Regions from separate parts of the Homo sapiens genome. Here region 2 is linked to region 1. Evidence: read pairs that join two places in POLR2A ChIA-PET (ENCODE). Cell type or tissue: OCI-LY7. All regions are shown on one strand. Links, peaks and the distances in the headings refer to the core of each region. The heading gives the core; the rest is flanking DNA.

Region 1 (16,184 bases), core at 2,584-5,083:
GGGCTTGGGGTTTGGTCGGGTGGTGCAGCTAGTGGCAGAGCGGGATCAGAGGTGGTGGCTGCCCAGCTTCTGGGCTGAGACAAGGGTCTGTGCAGGGGTTTACTGAAGTGGGAGTGCCTTTGGAATCTGGGCCGGGAGCAGAAGGGAGCAAAAGCTACAGTGGGAGCCAGCCTAGGGCACATGGGAGGCGTGAGGGCAGTGCTGCCCGTGCAGTGTCAGGTGTGCCAGTGCCTTGGCGGGCTGCAGTGCGTGTGAGGGCACCTTCTAGGTGGGCCAGGGATGCAGCTATGGAGATAAGGCGGGCTGGGGACAGAAACAGGTGGGCACAGGGCCCAGGACACCAGCGGATGGAGGGCAGGGTCTAGCCCTGTGCTCCTGAGCGTCGGCTGCCTGGGTTCGAGGCGGTGGGTCCCCGGCCCCTTGTGATGGTGTGTACCATGGGGGAGCTCGGGGACAGGGCAAGCCCGAGCATGGTGGGGCTGCAGGGTGGGTCTGAAGCCAGGTTGGGTGGGGGTGGTCACAAGCCCTGACTGCAGAGGGTCAGGGGCTCCTGCCCCAGTGCCTGCCCACTTTCAATTCACATTGTTTTCAACAAGGATTTTCTTTATCTTCCCCTACAAATCAAGCCAAGGGAGGGGCACAGAATGGGGAACAGGACACAGGATCCTAAACTCCAAGGGGACTGTCCACCGATGAACACTCAGAGTGGACACCATCTTCCGTCCACGCTGTGCCCAGGACAGCTGTCCCCATCCATGAACACAGGGTAAACATCTGCCGGGCTCCGCACCAGTGGCTCCCTGGGCCATGGGACAGCGGCAGGGCTCACCACGGACAGCACGTGGCCCAGCAGCCGGCCACCCTGGCGTCCTGGGGCCTCCTCCCCTCCTCTCCCTCTCACCTTGTCACCTCCACGGAGCTGCCTGTCTGGGATAATTTGGGGATTTTTTTTCTGGGGGATAATTCTTTTGCATGACCCCTAAAGAGCAAGCCACACCGGTCTGCTAGCTAGGTGTCCGCGGTGTGGTGGTGGCGGCCGCTGGCCAGCGCTGCAAGGGGTCGGCTGCCCACGGTGCTGGCTGGCCTCCCCTCCTCTCTCTTTTTGCTGAGTTTCATTGTCTTTTCTTTCTGAGCCTTGTAAGTGTACAAAAATTATTCTTATTTTGTTCTGTCTCGGGAAACTGCAAATAAAAGAAAAACAGGACAAACTGCTTCAAGTGCAGCTGGGTGCTTTAGCTGGAATCCTGCCGACCTCCTGCGCCAAAATACAGACTCAAGCCCGGTCCCTGGCCAAGACCCTACTTGGGCCCCTCCTCCAATGAAAGGTAGTGCTATGGGAGCCCTGAGCTGGCCCTGACAGTCCTGAGCCCCTCTAGGGTGAACGGCTCACCCCAGGTAGGGCACTAGTCATAGATCATAGCTCTACCAGCTGTCTCCACCTCTTCCTCTGGTCCTCTGAAGTCTTCTGGGCCCAGCGCTGTCCACCCTGAATGCTGGAACTGAAACTGGATCCCAGCCCCCAACACCCCTGACCTCTCCATTCACCCCCGGTGGCCGCTAAGGATGTGGCCAGGGCAGCCTCTGGGCAGGAAGGAGCCCCAGGACCAAGACCTCTGGCTGTCCTGCTGTTTCCTTCCGCCCCTGCTACATGTATTGGCTATTCTGGATGCTGAGGACACACAGTGACCACAGAGCCGGGCTCCACCCCAGTGGATTATGCAGACAGATGGCACGCAGGCCTGTGTGGACATCAGCCTCGGGCACCAGACATAGGCAAGGCGCAAGGTGATACAGTAGGCAGCCACCATGGGGGCCAGGAGGCTCCAGCAGAGGCCACACAACCAGCCCAGAATCCAGGACAGAGAGCTGGAATGGAGACAGGGAAGCCAGATACCAGGCCAGACTGGCCAGGTGCTACAGGCCTGTGGGCCAGGCCAGGCTTGGGGACTTCGTCCTGGGTGTGAAGGAGACAGGCACCCCTGAGGCCTTCCCTCTGCATCTCCAGCCCAAGCTAAGCGCAAACTCTTAGGTTGGAGTAAGGAGTAACCCCCTGCCAAGTTTCTCCTGTCCTCAGGCTCCACCCACCACCTATGCTGCCTGGCCCCATGGGGCACACGCTCAGGCCCAGCCTGGGAAAGCAACTGCACCTGCCTGTGCTATGCTGGCCCTTCTCAGCCTCAATGCCCTCCTCCCTCCCCGACGCACCCTCGTGGCCCCCGCTGGGCCCCCTGATGCACCCTCATGTCTCCATGGCAACCTGCTCAGAGTGTGGCCCTGCCCTTGGCTCCCCTCCACACCTGTGTCCCAGGCAGTGCCACGGCACTTTCCTAAACAGAAGGATGGGCTTCAAAACAGTCCCAGACACTAAACACACCTGCATTTTGGGTCCAAGTAACTTCTGACAAGACGAGTGCCCCTACACACTCTCAGTCCTATCCACTATGGGCAAGGAGCCTGAAGGATCCCCCAGAACTGGCTAAAGCCCTCAGTCTCCTCCTCCACCCTGAGCACCTTCACGCGGCAGAGTGGCCCTGGATGTCAGCTTCTTGCTCCCCATGGTCTGCACCTGGACAGGTGCTCTCAGGTGTGTGGGTGGGCAGGTGGCAGGTCCCAAGAGCCAGGTGCAAAGAATCTAGGCCAGTGCCCACGAGTGCTGCAGTGTCTGTCCCCAGCATGGTATCTAGGGCTCCACTTGCCTATCAGCTGTAATCGGAGGAGGCTTTCCAGGCCAGGCCTCCCCCAGGAAGGCTGCAGGCACTGCGGATCGTGCGCCCTCACATGCATTATTCCTGAGGCCCTTCTGCAGATGCCATCAGGGCAGCAACTCTGATGAGGTATTAGGGCACAGCACACAGGGCTAAGCCACCCTGTACTGGGCCAAGCGCTACAGGCAAAAAGGACACCACCGACGGGCATTTCATTCATCGCTTTTATTTTTATATATTTTTGAGAGGGAGCCTCACTCTGTCGCCCAGGCTGGAGTGCAGTGGCGCGATCTTGGCTCACTGCAACTTCTCCCTCCTGGGTTCAAGTGATTCTCCTGCCTCAGCCTCCCGAGTAGCTGAGATTACAGGTGCCCGCCACCATGCCCAGCTAACTTTTGTATTTTAGTAGACATGGGGTTTCACCATGTTGGTCAGGCTGGTCTCGAACTCCCGACCTCAAATGATCTGCCTACCTCAGCCTCCCAAAGTGCTGGGATTACAGGCATGAGCCACTGCACCCGGCCCATTCATCACTTTTAAATAGCACCCTCTGAACAAAGCTCCCTGGGCCACATGACCCTAAGGGTTACCCCATCCCACCCCAACCCAGGTCTGGCAGGTCCTCAGAACAGGAAAAGCTGAGCACTGCCCAAGGCTGCTTGCTGGGCCAGTCAGAGAGGTCTCTGCCTTCCAGGATCAGAAGTACAGGCTGAAAGCAGCCTTGGGCCCGCCTCCCTGGGAGGCTACAGAGGCTTCAGAGGGTTCCCTGAACTCAAAACCAGATGTGAGACTTGAATTTGACTTACCCCTGGTTCACCTCCCAACCAAAGCAGGGGTCAGCTTTGGCTCCTCCAGGAACCAGGAAGCTTCCAGGTACCCTGTGGAGCCCCCTCTGCTCCTGAAAAGTTGCCACCTGTGCTTGGTGGGATGCCAGGTGGTCTCAGATTGACCCTGGGGTCAGCGGTGAGGGACAGGAAGCCTACAGCGGGATCAGGATGGGGATGGGGCCTCCTGTCCCATGGCTCTGCAGCTATGAGGCAGCTTTCCTAGGGTGGGTCTCCTGGCTGCAGCTAAGACCAGGCAACAGGATTCAGCAATGACAGGGCTTCTTCTACTCCAGGGCTCCCTCACCTGGTTAACAGCAAAAAAGAAAATACAGTTCCTGCTAGCAAGGTCTATAGAAAGGAGGTGAAGGAGTCAGGCCTGCAGCTACCTCTCCTGGACAGGAGCTGGTCAGGATAACTTGGACCCTTGCATGCGGCAGGCCCACAGGCACACAGCATGAGGCCACTCTCTCCCCCGGGGGAAGGGCTTGGTGAAGAAAGGATTCCCCTGAAGCACAAAGAAAGCACAGGACCACTGTGAAATTTCAAGACAACTTTATCCAGACAGGCGCCTCTCAAATAGAACACAGGGAAGTTAGGCAGCAGTTACTAAAATACAGTCTCGCCAAATGATTTACAACAGAACACAACAGGAGCAGGGGATCTGTGGGTGGGGCTGGGCTGGGCCCTCTATCTCACAGGGCCTGAGTCAAGCCAGCCCGCCCTGCAAGGCAGGGGCTGACCTGCAAGCGGAGATCTCACTTCCTCTTACCCCAAATTCATACCTCCATTTTCCCCGCCCCCATCTCTCCCCAGGGTCCTCAAGTGGGAAAGGGAGAGGTAGCATCCCTCGGATCCAGGCCCACTCCACTCCGTCTCCGGCACCAGTGGGCAGGCTGAGTCTGGGCCTCAAGGGGCCCTGGGCTTAGGGTATCTATGGCAGTAGGAAAATGACATGGACAGGCTCTTCAGGGGTAGGCTAAAGTCCTCTGGCCAGCAGTACCCAGAGAAAATGGGCAGCAGCAGGTAAACCAGCCAGGAGGTGGAGTCCTCTGAACCCACAGCAGACCCCACCCTCCTGCCCAGCCCCTGCCCACATTGGGGGTCAGGACCACTGAGACTCTGGTCAGGACAGTGGGTGCTCTCAGCAGTGTGGCAAGCTCAGAGCAGAGCTCCCAAGGACCATACCACACTGGTTCAAAACCCATAGGTGACACCATCCCAGCAGAAGCTTCCATGGGTGCTGGATCCCAGGGCTGCATCCTGAGCACAGGTGGGCAGACTGGAACATAACACTAGGACCCAAGGGATCCAGAACATTTTAGGCCCATCTCCTGGGCTGCTCCAGCCTGTTGCCATGACTTGGGCAGTGAGTGGGCCTCCTGCCAGGTGGCAGGGCACAGCTTAGACCAAACCCTTGGCCTCCCCCCTCTGCAGCTACCTCTGACCAAGAAGGAACTAGCAAGCCTATGCTGGCAAGACCATAGGTGGGGTGCTGGGAATCCTCGGGGCCGGCTGGCACCCACTCCTGGTGCTCAAGGGAGAGACCCACTTGTTCAGATGCATAGGCCTCAGGCGGTTCAAGGCAGTCTTAGAGCCACAGAGTCAAATAAAAATCAATTTTGAGAGACCACAGCACCTGCTGCTTTGATCGTGATGTTCAAGGCAAGTTGCAAGTCAAGGCAAGTGTCCCAGAGGCCCTGGGCAGCTGAGTGCACCTGTGTTTGATCTTCCCCTGATGATGGACACTCCCAGCTGACCATCCAAACACCAGGAAAACATCCCCCTTTCCTGGGCTCAGTTCCTAGTCTACTTGCTGGTACGAACCCAACCCACACACTCCCCGCCCACAATGCAGCTCCTTCCAAATCCTCCCACAAGCCACCTTTGTGGGACTTGGAAGCTGCTTAGGATGGGCCCTGCCCTCTGCGGGAAGCCAATCCTAGCAGAAAGGTAAGCTAAACAACAGTCTCAGAATCTGAGACCCAGTGACTGTTCCCCCCGCCCCAGGCCTTGGGCCTGAAGTGGGGGCCTGCCTGTGGCCTCTGTGGTGGGCTCACTCCCACCCCCAACAGTGGCCCCAGGAGAGGCTTTCCCAAGAGTCTTCAAACTCCACCCACCCCAGCCCTAGCATCAGGGACTCCCCACCCCCCACTGGAGTGTTAATATCATTAATGTACAAATAAGATCCAAAGATATACCAAAGATCGAGAAACAGCTGGCTCCGACCTCCCTCCCACAGAGCCTTCCCAGGGTTAGCTGAAAAAGAGCCCTTTGGCATCTACAGAAGCCAGTCGGAGTTTATGGTTTCATTTGCCCAAAAATACACCTTTGGGGACCTCAAATTCTTTCCAAGAATCACTACCACACATATGAATTTGAACATTCGCCACCCTTCCACCATCCATTTCTCGCAGGAACTTCAAAATAAAAATGGCCAGTCTGCCCCCACTCTGGCTCCTCGTCTATGGCTGTCTCTTCTTTTCCAGGGGCTGCAGTTCTGATGTGAATGATGGTGCCATTCCAGCATTGGGCCTCTGGCAGGCTGCATCACATGATGGCACAGCATGAGTTTTGTTTCCGGGCCTTGGAAAAAAACAAAGAGGAGCTGAGAAGGAGGACTGACGAAGTAAGGGAAGCCCCAATCCTGGCAGGCGTGGCAGAGGGAGCTCCACAGGACACAGCCAGGCAGAGAAACTAGCACTAGAACAGGGTGGGGGTGGAGGCCTTGAGGGAAGCTGTCCACAAGCAATTCCCATCACCAAGCACAAGGCGGGCCCCGGCTTCCAAAACTAGTCTGGGATCCTTTTTCCTTTCTTTTCTCACACCCCATTAATGCTATCAAAAAGTGAGTAAAATTCCTACAGTTAGGCCAGGTACAAACAAAGGACCAATAATACAAATGGGATTGGCAGAATATCTTAACTTTGCCCCACTCCTGTCTTCACACAATGCTATCTGACCACCACGGTGGTGTTTCTTCCTAGAAGATGGTCCTGAGGACAACAGATGTGGTTCCCACTTGGGATGTGGTTTGTGGGGACCACTGTTGCCACCTTCTCTCTTGCTTTCTGGTCACAGACTATCTTCCTAATCCCACCTAGCCATCTCCCTCCAATGTGCACATGAAAGCAAATGTGTGTGGACAGACCAAGTAAATTTGTCCCTATGACTATCCAACCATGGGCCAACAGTGCCATCTCCACATAGGAAGACATGAGCACTGACCTGAGAGAAAGCGGCAGTCAGCAGCACCCATCCTTGTCAATTAAATATTTTCTGTCAAAGGGAAATTAAAAGCTTAAGAACCTCTTCAGGAAGGCTGAATTGCTTGCATCTTAAAGACTTATGTCTACTCAGCAGAAAGAGGAATAAGATTCAACAGTAAATCTCTGGTGATCAGAACTTGAACCAGCCTTCCTGGACTGGGAGTAGGAGTTCAGAAATCAGCCAGAGCAGCAGAGGGCAGAGCAGAGGCAGGAGTGGAACAAGGCCTCGGCCCGCATCGACTCCAACGGCGCCCAAGTGAACTGCCTCCAACCACCTGGGCCTGAGGCGCTCACCTTAGGCTCTTGCCGCACAAGGAATCATCCACCATGATTCAACAGTCTAAGAAAGACCCGTTCATAGTGGAGAGTGCCAGAAGCAGCAAGCTGCGACTGCTCTCTAGAGAGAACACCCAGGAGGCAGCAGGTGCTGGGTACTCACAGTTTTATAGAAGGCTTTAGACTGTGTTCCCAGCACCTCGGATTTGGACACCAAGTCATCTAGCTTCTCACCTCGCTCTAACAGAGACTCCATGGTGTTGTGCTGGACAAAAAAGAAAAGAGAATCCAGCTCTGTTCAGTACGTGCCCTGACATGAGCCCCTCATATTTCAGTCATGGGGGAAAGTGCCTTACCTGGGTTCCTCTCCAACACACACAAACTTCACCTCTAGGTGTCGAGACTCGGTCCAAGAATAGTTACTGTCCAAGTGGATGGAACAGAACCTGGTGACATTCCCGTGAAATCTAGAAGATCTAACTGGGATGTAGCAGACTTCCCAAAAAGCTGTCCCCAGCACAGGCTTAGATAACCAGCACTCCAGGAAAACTCATATATATATATACACACACATTTATATATACATTTGTGTGTGTGTGTGTGTGTGCACGCACATGTGCGTGTGCATGGAGCTTTGGAAAAAAGAGTAGCTGGGCACTATATGATTGTACTGGGTTGGAGAGTGACCCACACCGCACCCCCCAACCCCAACCGCATCCCAGAAATTAACATCCCCAGAATCTCTGAATGTGACCATATTTAGAAATAGGGTCTTGGCAGATGTAACTAGTTAGGAAGAGGTAATACTGGATTAGGGTGGCATCTAATTCCATGACTGATGTCCTGGTAAGAAACGGAAACACACACACAGAAGGTCACGTGACGGCAGAGGCAGAGCCTGAAGTGATGCACCTCTAATCCAAGGAATGCCAAGGATGGCCAGCAGCCACCAGAGGCTGGAGAGAGGCCTGGGACAGACACTCAGAGCCCCAAAAGACACCAGCCAGGCCCACAGAGCTATCTGTTAAAAGCAAATATTTGAGGGTTTCTGTTGACAGCAGCCACAGGAAACAAAAGGCGGTGGGAAATGGCTATTGAGCACTTGATGTGAGGCAAGTCCAAACTGAGCAGCGCTCTGAGTACAGACACACCAGATTTCAGATGCAAACTCACACATGCTTCATTAGTAAGTTTTATACTGAAAAAAAAACAAGTTTTATACCGATTACATGTTGGAAAAATTGTATTTGGATATACTGCGTTAAGTAAAATATATAATTAAATTAAATTCTACCTATTTTCCTTTTATCATTTTAAAATATGGCTCCTAGAAAATTCTAAGTTACACACATGCCCCAAATATATACCAGACAGCACTATGACAGAACATGTCCTGCCTTCTAAATGGGCTATGTCCTAAATGTCATCACTACAAACTCTGACTTAGGAAATGAAAACACTGACCCCATGGGAAGGGGTCTAGAGATGGAGACCTCACAAGAGCCAGCAGCTCTGCTGCCAGGGCCCTCAGGAAGCAGCAGCTCGCTTCTCTCCTCAGATGGCCACTGCTGCAGCAGCTAGATGCACACATGAAGCGCCATAGAACAAGGAGCCAGCAAGAATGTCCTTCATCCCTACACACAGCTGAGCGACTCAAATTTTTAACACAGAAAGTTAACTGATTCAGATATGCACACCAATCATCTAGATTTTACAACTGCAGCTAGATGAGGCTGGGTGAATAGGACTCATCCACTCCCCACCGTGGGGAGAGGAGAAACAGCGGGTGTCCCAGGTGTCATGGTACTCAGACTAGGACTTGAGCAACAGAAAGAGATGGCTTGAGGAGAAAACGGAGAAATGCCACCTAGGTGGTAAGAAAGCTCACAAGGTTTCAAAAGACACAGATACCATGAGACTTTCACATCTATCGTTCATTCCAAAGCCACGTTATTTGGAGTGCAGTCAGCACACCTGTGTTTGAAGCCCCTGGGATGCTTTTTATAAAATGCAGGTTCCCAGGCTCCATCGCAGGCCAACAACTCCAACCCCAGGAGACGCTGATGTACACACTAAAGCTATGCCTGTGTAAATGGTAAAGCTTTGTATGTGGGTTTCAATCCACTCCAGGTATCTATCAACTGCTGAGCATGGTATAAACTAGGCACTGTATCATGAGCAGGATGGAAAGATGTCCCAGTGCTCATACGCTGGTCAGGGAGACATGTAAACAAGCAGTGACAAAACTGTGACATCTGGTCAGAAAGGCCCAACCTTCAGGCGCCTGTGTGTGAGCTGGGCAAGAAAGGGTATAAGAGAGAACAGGGCCCAGTCAGGAGACTGTGAGTTAGTTTGCACTTTATCCTGGGGCGGATCTGAGAGCTGCTGAAGGGTTCTAAGTTGTGCAGATCAATGACTACTCTCTGGTGGACAGACTGGAGGTGAGCAGGAGGCAAGGGGACCACTTAGAGGCAAAGGCTGTAAGAGAAAAACCTGAGAAAAACAGATAGCTGCTTACATTCCACTTGTATGCAAAAATTTAAAAAAAAAGAGTTGAAGCAACAGTTACAAATCAGGAGATTTCAGCTCAAAATGCAGGGTTCTGGCTCTTTTCAAAGGGGCCTATGTGACAACCCTGGGCCCATATTCCAGAAGCTGCCCTGTGGTCAGTGCACGGTGCTTCAATCTGTTCACCTTCAATGCAAACGCTGCAAGGGGAGGCACCTGTGGGGTGTGGAGGCACCCGAAACCCTAACAAAGGCACCAGGGTGGGAATCCAGGTCTTCAGAAGCCAAACCCTAGGAACCCAGTAAATGGTCAGACAGGCAGTAGCCATGAGGAAGGGAGACTTGAGGGTTCCACTGGTTCCCAGCTTGGTCCCCTAGAAACAATGGGTGCCATTAACCAAGAGAAGGGTATAGGAAAGACAGTCTGATGCCCGGGGTGGGGGAAGGGGTGGGCAATCCCACTTGCTGGAGAGTGCCGTGGTTACTATTATATTAAAACGAGGATGGATCTGTGCATGCCTGGCCAGTGGAAATCGCACCCCCGCCTCAGTTCTTGGGCTTGCTCTCCATCTTCCTGCTTACCAGAATGATTTTGGTCTCATCTAGTTCGGCCTGCACTTTAGTCATGGGATCAGCTTCTCGTGGGTTCTAGGAAAGAGTGAAAAATAATAAAGTCAGGACTGGAGTGGCTACCTGCAAACAAAACCTAAAACTGAGGAAGCTGGACAAACTTTCACAGGTTAAAAACCACAGCCTGGGCCGGGCACAGTGGCTCACGCCTGTAATCCCAGCATTTTGGGAGGATGAGGCGGGTGGATCACCAGAGATCAAGAGTTCGAGACCAGCCTGACCAACATGGTGAAACCGTCTCTACTAAAAATACAAAAATTAGCCAGGCGTGGTGGCACATGCCTGTAATCCCAGCTACTCGGGAGGCTGAGGCAGGAGAATCGCTTGAACCCAGGAGGTGCAGGTTGAGTGAGCCGAGATTGCGCCACTGCACTCCAGCCTGGGAAACAGAGTGAGACTCCAACTCAAAAAACAAAAAACAAAAAAAAAAACCCACAGCCTGTTTAACATGTAACAGAAACCCAAAGCCTGCCTAGAGCTTGGGTTCCCCGGTCTGAACGTAGATTCTCTGTTTTCCAAACAGTAAGGCTTGAGAGAGGACACCAGCATCAGAAGCTGTCAGAAGTAATTAGACCAGAACTATCAGGGCAGTTGGCTTTTTCAGTTTCACATGGATTCTGGGCCACATGGTGTCTGCTGAAGCTTCCTTTAACCCTACCTGGTATCTACTGAGGTGACCATCCAGGGCTGGGTAATGGATTGTAGCAGGGGATCCTACTGGCCAGTCTATCCTGTCGACTTGCTTGGAGAATTCATCTAGTACCTGCAAGACAAAGGAGACTCAACAAGCCTCCCACTGTGCACTCACCAGTGGTCTCAATGACAGGGCTTCACCCCTGAGCACCTCACCCTGAATGAGGCTCCTTGGCCTTCACAGCCCAGGAAGGAGGAATGAGGGGGACATATAATGGCAACAGAGAAAATCTAGGCTAAAGTTCTTTCCAAATTTTTATCATTAAAACATATCCTAAATATTCTGAGAATCAAAAGTATGCCCAGCCCGAGATGAACCTCACTTGGGGAGTAATAAAGGTATTTGAATTTTAAACTACAGATTTCCAGAAAAAAGGGGCACTGGTCCTCTAATTTTCCAAAGCAATTTTTTAAAAAAGAGAATTAGGTCCCCTAGATTTAAGAAACCACCAGATTCCATGTGTTTGGAGGTATTTTGGTGCTCTGGGGTATAGGATGAAGCCTCTGACTTCAAAGAGTTAATATTAGTAATTAGCACCGTACGCAAAAAAATTTAAAGAATGCTTAGGTGCTAAGCTCTGTGGTGCAACTGACTGACATCAAGGTAGAGGGATGCAGCAACTGCAGGAGGCAATGGGGAGAGTGAAGGCATTCAAGAGGGAGACTCCTTGAGCAGAAGCACAGGGGGCGAGAACACAAGGCACAGCTGTCTCCGAGGGTCCCATCCCAGAGAATAGATGCTATGACTCAGTGGCCTAGACCCAGCTCACATGAGGGACAGCACCGGGGAGGAAACCCATACAGGGATGCCAAATTGTCTCTTGGGTTGCAGGGAAGGGGGCTGAAAAATGTGTTGACTTTGGACACATCATTTCATCCCTTATGTCTCAGGGACTGCCATCAACCCCTGTCCCAGTCCATAAATGTGCCCATTCATCATCCAAGTCCAGGAGAGGCAAATAAAAAACTCACCTTCTCCAGCAAGGTAAAGGCCACCCGGGATGGGTATTCATTGTCAGCAATGACCACACCTGCAAGACTATCATTCCGGACGTAGACGTGGCACAGATAGTCTAAGGAGACAAGAGATCAGACACATGGATGCTGACATGAGGGCTTCAGACTTCTTTTAATCCCCCCAAATCAAAGCATCCAATGTTAGGCCAAATGAAGCCACTCGGAAGCTCAATAGCTCTGGGCAAGTCTTGTGGAGAGGCTTAGCAGCACAGCCCAATGGGCCACACACAGGAGCTTGGCCCAACGCCTGCTTTAGGACCAGTAAATACCCAGAGGCCCAGTATGCAAAGCCAGGGCTTAAAGAAACAGCCAGTGGTGCAGAAAACACACCCTTGACAACATGGCCCCAGGAGCATTTCCAAGTGTATTCCTTAAGCTCGGGTCAGGCCAAGCTATATCTTAGGGATCTGGAGCCCTTGGGGCTCTGTGCTGCTCCCAAACTTAGGGAACCCTGGACAAGCCAAGAGGCCTCTGCTTTCTTAAAAAATCTTTTCAGAGCAGCCAAAAGACAGGAAATTACCCCCCAGGGCCTCAGTCTTCCATATTATAGCAACCTGCTGGGTTTGCTCCACTCTGGTGGGTGACTGGGAGTAGGGGGGTTAGTCTAGAAAAAGATTAGCTACTGCCAGCTAAGGCCTCCAGAGCACTGTGCTAAAATCCTCATATGATTGAAAGGTACAGTTGTACAGGTCTTCCGCAAAATATTCACAATCCACAGGATTGTTCATTTCCATCACTTTGAAAGGATTCAGAGTTGATACAGCTAACCATATCCCCAAGGAAAGAGAAATGTAAGGATTACAGCTTACAAATAAGAACCTTCTTGTCCTTAAGGATCTGACCCAGAAGATTCCAATGCTAAACAACAGAAAAACAAATAAAAGAGGAGGGAATGATGGTGAGCCCCTGAAATCAGAAAAGAGCAGAGATAAATGAGAACAAGAATGAGGAGGAGGAAGAGGACAGGGGGTTGTCACCAATGCTCTCCAGATTTTGTATACCATCCCCAATTAAGATTCAAACATGGGGTCAAAGTGCATACCCTCCAAAGAAACTGAGAACCTGGTCAGTGGAGGAATTGTCTTTAAGTAATAAACGTGGGAAGGGCAGGCACAGTTTGAAGAACAGAGCAAGAACACTGAAATATTTGTGATGCGATTTCACTTCTATGATGTTAATAGCACAGAGATCCCACATAAAGTGTATATAGTCAATCCTGCCTGTATCATAACTGACATTTATATCATCAATTCAGTAACTCTATGTCACGTGACTTGAGGTTAGCATAAGTGTGAGATGATCTTTGTCCCTACCTGATGAAACTCATGTAACTCTTTCCTGATCTGTCTGTATAACATACACATCTAAATAAATGCCTAAACCTGAATTATCAGAAAGAAAAAATAGTTTTTTCAGATTCCTGATCAAAAAATCTACGATGCACAGAATACATATAGTACCTCAACAGTGCTAGCTGGAAATCCTTTTTTGAGGGGTCTGCAACTCTGAAGAGGATAGGGAAGAATACGATATGAAGGCTGCTTACTGCTCCAAAAGAGTCAGACCCTAATCTTAAATGAGTCTAAGTTTGAGGGCAATTTTATCTGGGAAGCTCAGACTTCAACAGTGGGCACAGAATTCTGCATAAATAGGAAAAGGAAGAGGTGGGAAAGAGAGAACAAGCTAGAGGAGGAGTAGGGTCCCAGTAGAAAGGAGAAAGCTGGGTGCTATGTGAGGTGAGGCATGGCAGCCAGGCCAGCACACGCACAGAAGTTGGAGGGTCTTCTTACCTTGTTCTTTGACAGAAGCTCTAGTGCCTTTCGATGAGCGCTCCACAATCAGTTGACTCGTGAAGGTCATGAATTCCTGAACGCTAAGAAACACAAAATGTATTTATTGCCTACTTCTTATCACCTTGTCCCCAACACAGTGGAAAGTGACCTCTGGGCTTATACATTAAGTAGACATTGCTTCTTGGTTTCATTCCTTTCCCTCCCATCCCTAGTAACAAACACTCTATAAATGAGCACAAATACTGATAATTATGAATTATCATCACCATGAAAGCTCCATCTGTTTGCTACCTGGCTCACCAAAACAGGTGAATTTTCTGGGGGGTTTTTCCACAGGATACAGTCAATTTTACATTTTGGTGAATGCATAATTTGGAATGCAATGGAAAAACAAGAGGCAGGTCCTGCTCTCAAGGTCCCAATAACTTCCAAGAAGCAGGACATTTATAAGAACTGCACTAGAAGAATAGTGTGCAAAAACTGTCAGGCAGAAATGCACAACCATTTATGGCTGTGTCCACATGACAGACCCTCGCAATGCCACATACACCCATAGTGAGTGCTGGCTCAGGTCTGCTGGGGCTCGTCCACAGAACGAGCGCAAGACACTCTGGATGGAACAAAAGGAAAACTGCTCATCCAAGACAAAGAAGTGGGAAATGGCTCATACAAAGGGTGAAAGGGAGAAGGTCCATCATGGGCTCAACAGAGAGATCTATCCAGAACAGAACAGTCACAGGAGATGGTACAGCCAGAGGAAGAGGTGCTGACAAGGAGCCTCCAACTGAGGATGTGATATAAAGGGCAACCAGGGCCATCAAAGCAGGGTGCTCAAATGGGAGTCTGCAGCAGGCTCCAGCAGAGCCATATAGGTAACTGAAGGCCTGACTCTGGGCCTGTGTGCTGTGCCTCCACATTAAAAAAATCAAGATTTGTGCAACAGTTAAACGAGGTAATACGTGTAAAGCACTTGGAACAATGCCTGCACACACAGTATTACTTGTTAATATCTTGAGGGACTGAAGTGATCAAAATAACCCCTCAGAAAAGAAGACCTCAAACAAGGAAGGCTTTGCAGTAAACCTAGAGACAGCATTTGAGACACGGCTATAAAGAGACAAAGGAAGAACTGCATTGTGACAGCATGTATACAAAGACCAAAAAAGCTGGGAAACTACTTTTTCAACTTTGGAATCGGGTAATTATAGGGCACAAAGGACGTAAGTAAAGCGGTCTTATAAGAAAACAAGCTCAGGCCGGACGTGGTGGCTCAAGCCTGTAATCCTAGCACTTTGGGAGGCCAAGGCAGGCGGATCACTTGAGCTCAGGAGTTCGAGACCAGCCTGGCTAACATGGTAAAACCCCATCTCTACTAAAAATACAAAAATTAGCCGGGTGTGGTGGTGCGCGCCTGTAATCCCAGCTACTTGGGAGGCTGAGGCAGGAGAATCACTTGAACCCAGGAGGCGGAGGTTGCAGTGAGCTGACACTGTGCCACTGCACTCCAGCCTGGGTGACAGAGCAAGACTCCATCTAAAATAAAATAAATAAATAAATAAATCAGCTGGGACATGTGTTGTTTTAAGACATATTAGTAGAGATGTCCCTTTAGTGTTGCAGCTGTTAGTCATTGGAAACTAGTGTGGGCATCCCAAGCAGGTGAGGTATAAGTCCTACAAGTGAAATCTCTGAGAATCTTAAGTACTAATGGGAAGGAAAAAGGAAAAAGAATCAGAGCCAAGTTGGCACCAAAAGTTCCATCTGAGAAAAGCAACAACACAGAGCAGTGAATGTAGGCCATGGTAAAGACTGCAAAGACCAAGAACCCCAAGAAGGAGCTAAAAGATAATGCAGCAATTCCGCTTCTGGGTAAATACCAAAAAAATGCGAGCAGGGTCTTGAAGAGATATTTGTACATCCATGTTCATAGCAGTATCATTCACAATGGCTGAAATGTGGAAGCAACCCAGGTGTCCACTGACAGATGAACAGATAAGCAAAATGTGGTGAATAATACAATGGATTATTCAGCCTTAAAAAGGAAAGAAATTCTGATATATGCAACAAGATGCATGAGCCTTGAGGACATTATGCTACATGAAATAAGCCAGACACACAAAAACTATATGATTCCATTTATCTAAGGTCGCCAGAAAAGTCAAAATCACAGAGACAAATTAGAATGGCAGTTGCCATGGGCTGGGGGAGAAGGGAATGTGTTTAATAGACACGAATTTGATAAAAAGGAGTTCTGGAGACGATTGACAGTGATGGCTGCACAACACTATCAATCTATTTCATATCAATGCACTCACTACACGCTTAAAGATAGTGAAGATAAATTTTGTGTACCATTTTACCACAATTAAAAATATTTTTTTAAAAGAACTCAAAGAAGCAGAAAGTTTCAACAAAATAACATTTTTTTTTTTTTACATCCAGCAAGTCCTTGGCAAAGAACTCTCATCAA
Region 2 (5,453 bases), core at 321-2,820, 140 kb after region 1:
ATCCCCAGCCCGCTTGGTTGTGAGGATTGGGGTGATGGAGTACATGCATCATGTGCAGCAGCAGGAGAAGTGCCCACAGGGCTGGCAGATGTGATTGCTGCTACCCTGGCATGAGGAGCCCCATGCACAGCCTGTTCTGCAGGGCGGTGCCTCCCTCAGCCTCATGCCGCTGGTGTTTTGTTGCCCACCTCTGTCCCATGAGCTCCAGAGGGCCCGAGTTGGACACCCCAGGAGAAACAAAGCCTGAGTACGGCCTGGCTCTCCTGCCAGCCCTGCAGCCTCACAGTGACCTGTTTATTGCCCATCCCCAGGTGGCTGGGCCAAGGAAGGGGCCTCTGAGCCCAGCATGGATGCCTGCCTATGCCTGCCAGCGCCCTACGCCCCTCACACACCACAACACTGGCCTCTCCGTAAGCCGCTTCTATGAGCCTTGGCCAGCCCTGGGGGTTGGGGACAAGGGTACAGATGGGTGGTAGGTGGGGGATTGGAGCTGCCCACCCTGCCCCTTACCTAGGGCCCCTCCCTGCAGGAGGCTCTGGAGATACTGGCCGAGGCAGCAGGCTTTGAAGGCAGTGAGGGCCGCCTCCTCACCTTCTGCAGAGCAGCCTCGGTGCTCAAGGCCCTTCCCAGCCCTGTCACAACCCTGAGCCAGCTGCAGGGGCTTCCCCACTTTGGAGAACACTCCTCTAGGGTTGTCCAGGTAGGTGCTTACCATCCTAGCAGGGTGAGTGGGTGGGTGGGGAGGCCTTGGGGCCTGGTGAGACAGCAGAGGGTGCTGTGGGGGTGGGTGAGGACAGACAGTCGTGGGTGCTGACACTGCTCCAAGGCCTCAACAAGCCACCCTCTGCGCTCAGATTCCTCCTGTGCACACTAGCCATTTACTCCTGGGTGGCCTAGAGGACCCAGTGAATGGCGCTGTGAGGGGCCTGGCAGGGCTAGGGGTGACACTGTTGTCATTGTCATTAGTCCCAAACTGCCCTCCACAGTGGAATGAAAGAGAGCACCCTGAGTGTGAGCATCTCTTTTCAGTGCCCCAGTGTGTTTAGTTGTCCTTTAGTGCACTTTCATTGCAAGAATACACAGTGACAGAAGATGCTTTTAAATGAAGTAGTATTGAGTTCACATGTTCTGAAAAGCAATTGTTTATGTATCTTGGGACTTATTTGACTGAGAGATGATCCACGTTACCTGGCATCTCAGCTGCTGTAACTCCAGGCCCGAAGGAGCTTTGAGGCTGGAGCCCTGACCTCCCAGCTGTGTGGCAGCAACTTTGGTCACCTCCCTGGGCACAGTCTCCATTTCCAGGTCCTACTGGACCCTGACCTCACAAAGTTGTCTCTGCCGGGTGTTGGAGGGGACTGCCTCAGTCCTTGGGCCCCCAGCCCTGACCCTAACTCCCCGCCCTTCTCTTTCTTCCCACGCCCTCAGGCTTAGAGTTCTGCTTTGTTCCCTCCCCCAGGAGCTGCTGGAGCATGGAGTGTGTGAGGAGGTGGAGAGAGTTCGGCGCTCAGAGAGGTACCAGACCATGAAGGTGCGCAGGGCAGGGCTCGGACCTACCCCAGGAATGTCCTGCCCTGGGAATGACAACACAGTCCACACCATGCACGGGGAGGCAAACAGGGGCAGCTGACCCAGCCCAGGGGTCAGAGAAGGTCTTGCCGAGGAAGTGGCAGCTAAGCTGATACCTGATATGCACAAGGCAGCCAAGTGGAGACAGGCAAGGAAGAAGCTTGTTTTGAGGACAGAATTTTCTAGATCACTCAGCACCATCTGGCTTTTGGGGCTTTTTGTTTTATTTTGTTTTTGAGACAGGGTCTCGCTCTGTCGCCCAGGCTGGAGTACAGTGGTGCGATCACAGCTCACGGCAGCCTTGACTTCCTGGGCTCAAACCATCCTCCCACCTCAGTCTCTGGAGTAGCTGGGACTACAGGCATGTGCCACCACACCAGGTTAATTTTTAAATCTTTCTCGTAAAGATGGGGTCTTGGTAATGTTGCCTAAGCTGGTCTCAAACCCCTATGCTCAAATGATTCTCCTGCCTTGGTCCCCAAAATGCTGGGATTATAGGCATGAGCCACTTCGCTCTGCCTTGACTGTTTTTGATGGAATATTCTCAAGTAGATTACATGCTGTGGCATCTTAAACAGAGCACTGTGAACCAAATGTACCCTTGGGTGCTGCCACTGAGCATGCTGGGCTTGCCCTTGCCCGCCTTCTGCAGGACCTTATGTGTTATTTTCTCAGTGTTGTCAGCCTGCCTGTTTCCATGGCCACCTTCCCTCTGTTTCTGCTCACTCCTGGTCTGATAGGGAAATGCCGTCTGAGTTCTTTTGGATGCCTCGGGTGTGCCTGCTTTGACACCCTTCTGCCAACTGGCTTTGTGGCTGGAGGTGTCACAGCGGTGGCCACATGGATAACTGTCAGTGAAGTGTGGCTTCCTGGGTGGATGGGGCCTTGGGAGGTCACACAGAATGTTGTCAGGATTGACAGGGAGGGCTTCGAAGAGGAGAGACTTGAGCAGTGTGTGCAGGGCAAATGGGCTCAAATATGCAGGGAAGGGGGCAAGGGGCACTGGCAGGGACAGGGGACCAGATGAGTGGGGCCACCGTGGTGAGTGTGGGAGTGAGGGGCCTGAAGATGATGAAATCCCCTTGAAGTGGTGTGAGGTTAGTGAGTACTTTCACTGTCAGCCTCAGCCCCAGCCCTGAAGGCATCTAGGCTGGCAGAAAATTACATTAGTAATGAGAAGTTTATTAACAATATAATTGGGTTAATCTCATCATTTTTAGTCAGGATTCTTTGGGTTGCAAGTGACAGTGACCCACCCCACACCGTTGGTTCACAAAATAAAGGAAAGGAGGGCCAGCAGAGCCCAGGATGGGGAGGGCTGTGGCCGGTCTGCAGGACAACTGGGCTCAGCGACCTGGGTATCACCAGGCCACTCCTCCTCCCCTCTGCCCCTCTGCACGGTGGCTTCGCCCTCTCTTGCGACGCACCAGCTTCTTCCATCGGTTGGAAATGTGGCCACAAAAGGTGCTCGGCTGCCACAGGCTACAGCTTCTGCCACTGTGTGGGCCTGCCCTCAGTCTCAGATCCAGAATTCCTAGGGAGGGACTCTAGTGGCTGACCTGAAGCAGGTGACTTGCTTGGGCTGGGGCCCACCCTCTGTGGGAAGATATGTGAGCACCCCAGCCAGCCCTGCCAACTCTGCTCCTAAATCCACCCTTTTGATTGTTAACTCCTCATTGTTTTTTGCTGTTGGCTAAGGAGGAGAACCACAGAAATTTGTTCCACCTTCTGTTAGGTGGGAGAGGCATGGTTTTTCCAGTGACTTAGGAGCCCCTCGTGCTGATGTGTTAGGGTGACTGTTTTGATTATGTTGGAATCACAGGCTAGAGCTGTGTAAGTCCCTTTCATAGAGGAGAGGAGAGGGGTGTGCGTGGGTTTGTTCCCAGAGACGGCAGGCTGGGTAGTCAGGCTCCAGGTTTGAATCCTTGCCCTGTGGTCTACGGCAGGTTGCGAGTGGGGACGGCGCCTGCCTGGTGCATGGTGCTCCATGGGCCACACCGTCCCGGAGCGGGTGATCATCCGAGTCTAGCCATGAGAGCTCTGCCCAACCGGGCTACGCTCCTTCCCCACAGCTCTTCACCCAGATCTTCGGGGTCGGTGTGAAGACTGCTGACCGGTGGTACCGGGAAGGACTGCGAACCTTAGATGACCTCCGAGAGCAGCCCCAGAAACTAACCCAACAGCAGAAAGCGGGTGAGCCCTCCAGAGAGGCTGGGCCCTGGGCTTCCCTAAACTGCACCCTGGATCCCTCAGCATCAACTCCCTAGAGGGAAGGGAGCAGTCTGGTGCAGAGGGTTTGGTGGCAGCTTTGTGTGGTGGGCTTCCTGGGGTCTCCACCCAGTGCAGTCAGGATCTATCAAAGCCTTTTCTCAGTGGACGATGCTGACCACAGCAACTTCCATGATATGCCAGGGGCTTGTGTCTGCCTACTGGTTAGACTTTGACCAGTGACCAGGGACAGCCTGGGCCTTGGGCACACTGCCCAGTGTGGTGCTTGGTACATGGAGGCCTGCAGAGGTGGCACTGAGCAGCAGAAAGAACATCAGCTTTCAAGTTTGTTAGGCCTGGGTTTGAGTCTTATCTACCATTTGCCAGGTAGGTGACCATTGCCCAAGAAATAACCTCTCTGAGTCTGTTACATTTTCTGTAAAATGGAGAAGGAAGGCTGGGCATGGTGACTCACACCTGTAATCCCAGCACTTTGGGAGGTCAAGGTGGGTAGATCGCTTGAGCTCAGCAGTTCAAGACCAGTCTGGGCAACAGGGTGAAACCCTGTCTCTACGAGAAATACAAGAGTTAGCCAGGCGTGATGGTGGATGCCCGTAGTACCAGCTACTCATGAGGCCGAGGTACAAGGATCGCTCGAGCCCGGGAGGTCAAGCCTTGAGGCCAAGGTGGAAGTTGCAATGAGCTGAGATTGAGCCACTGCACTCCAGCCTGAGTGACAGAGCAAGACCCTATCTCAAAAAAAAAAAAAAAAAAAGGTGGGAAGGAATGAATTCGTAGGCTCCCCTGTGAGAGCCGGCAAGTGGCAGGTGTTGAGCAGATACTCTGTTCTCTCTGCATGGCCTGCCTGGCTACTCTGGCCACACCATCTGGGACCTCCCTTGGGTTGAGGGCTCTGCTGAAGCAATCCCCACAGCCCAGCAGGCACTGCCAGCTCCACTGCCTCTTCGCACATCTTCCCCCGGGCCACTGCCCAGTTCAGCTGACAGGAGGTGAGACCCGCAGAGCTGGTTCCTCTTGATCGCCTCTCCCCATGGCAAGAGTAGTCAGGAATGGTTAGCAGCGTTTACTGAGAGCTCACTGTGCCAGGTGCTGCTGTTCCTCACATTTAAACCTCTCCTTAGCTGGGTGCCATGACTCACATCTTTATGTAGTCCCAGCACTTTGAGAGGCCGAGGCGGGTGGATCACCTGAGGTTAGGAGTTCAAGACCAGCCTGGCCAACGTGGCGAAACCCTGTCTCTACTAAAAATAAAAAATTAGCTGGGTGTGGTGGCAGACACCCGTAATCTCAGCTACTCGGGAGGCTGAGGCAGGAGAATCACTTGAACCTGGGAGGTGGAGGTTGCAGTAAGCTCAGATTGCGCCACTGCCCTCCAACCTGGGCAACAAGAGCGAGACTCCATCTCAAATAAATAAATAAACCTCTCCTTAACTGCGTGTGGGAGGCTGATAGGTGAGGAAACAGAAGTAGGCCAGAGTGAGGTGTTCGTCATGGCAAAGCCATCTTCCATCCTTTTACCACCTCTTGGTCCCACTTTATGCATAAGGAAAAACAGCCATCAAAAGAGATAGCCTGTGGCATGACTGTATCAACATCAGTATCCTTATATTTGGTTGCAAAATTATAGTTTTGTAAGGGGTTAACCTTTTGGGGGA

What was found. Peaks named below come from ENCODE experiments on the same cell type or tissue, not always from the same donor. Only the 100,000 strongest peaks of a DNase experiment are listed, where the experiment ranks them.
Region 2: POLR2A ChIA-PET joins it to region 1 with 8 read pairs; 16 of 35 experiments call an interaction of 5 or more read pairs at or near these places.

What each region holds. Positions count from the first base shown.
Region 1 is chr7:44,202,178-44,218,361 of GRCh38, reverse strand. It overlaps YKT6 (YKT6 vesicular SNARE protein), which reads right to left. Exons shown (of 7, transcript NM_006555.4): 2 at 13,712-13,794; 3 at 11,877-11,977; 4 at 10,870-10,974; 5 at 10,164-10,229; 6 at 7,238-7,339; 7 at 4,068-6,115. The coding sequence ends at 6,080. It overlaps CAMK2B (calcium/calmodulin dependent protein kinase II beta), which reads left to right. Exons shown (of 24, transcript NM_001220.5): 24 at 1-1,208. Among named protein-coding and RNA genes, the nearest start is that of YKT6, 9.3 kb to the right of the region's middle. RefSeq lists a silencer at 1-62 and enhancers at 1-348, 349-896, 3,306-4,221. In OCI-LY7, for the core only: CTCF peaks have their summits at 3,653 and 3,858; DNase peaks (open chromatin) are centred at 3,821 and 4,251; H3K27ac peaks cover 537 bases.
Region 2 is chr7:44,074,818-44,080,270 of GRCh38, reverse strand. POLM (DNA polymerase mu) reads left to right here. Exons shown (of 11, transcript NM_013284.4): 3 at 312-410; 4 at 530-700; 5 at 1,460-1,531; 6 at 3,642-3,762. Among named protein-coding and RNA genes, the nearest start is that of MIR6838, 4.1 kb to the right of the region's middle. RefSeq lists an enhancer at 1-714. In OCI-LY7, for the core only: no CTCF peak of the experiment used is centred there; no DNase peak of the experiment used is centred there.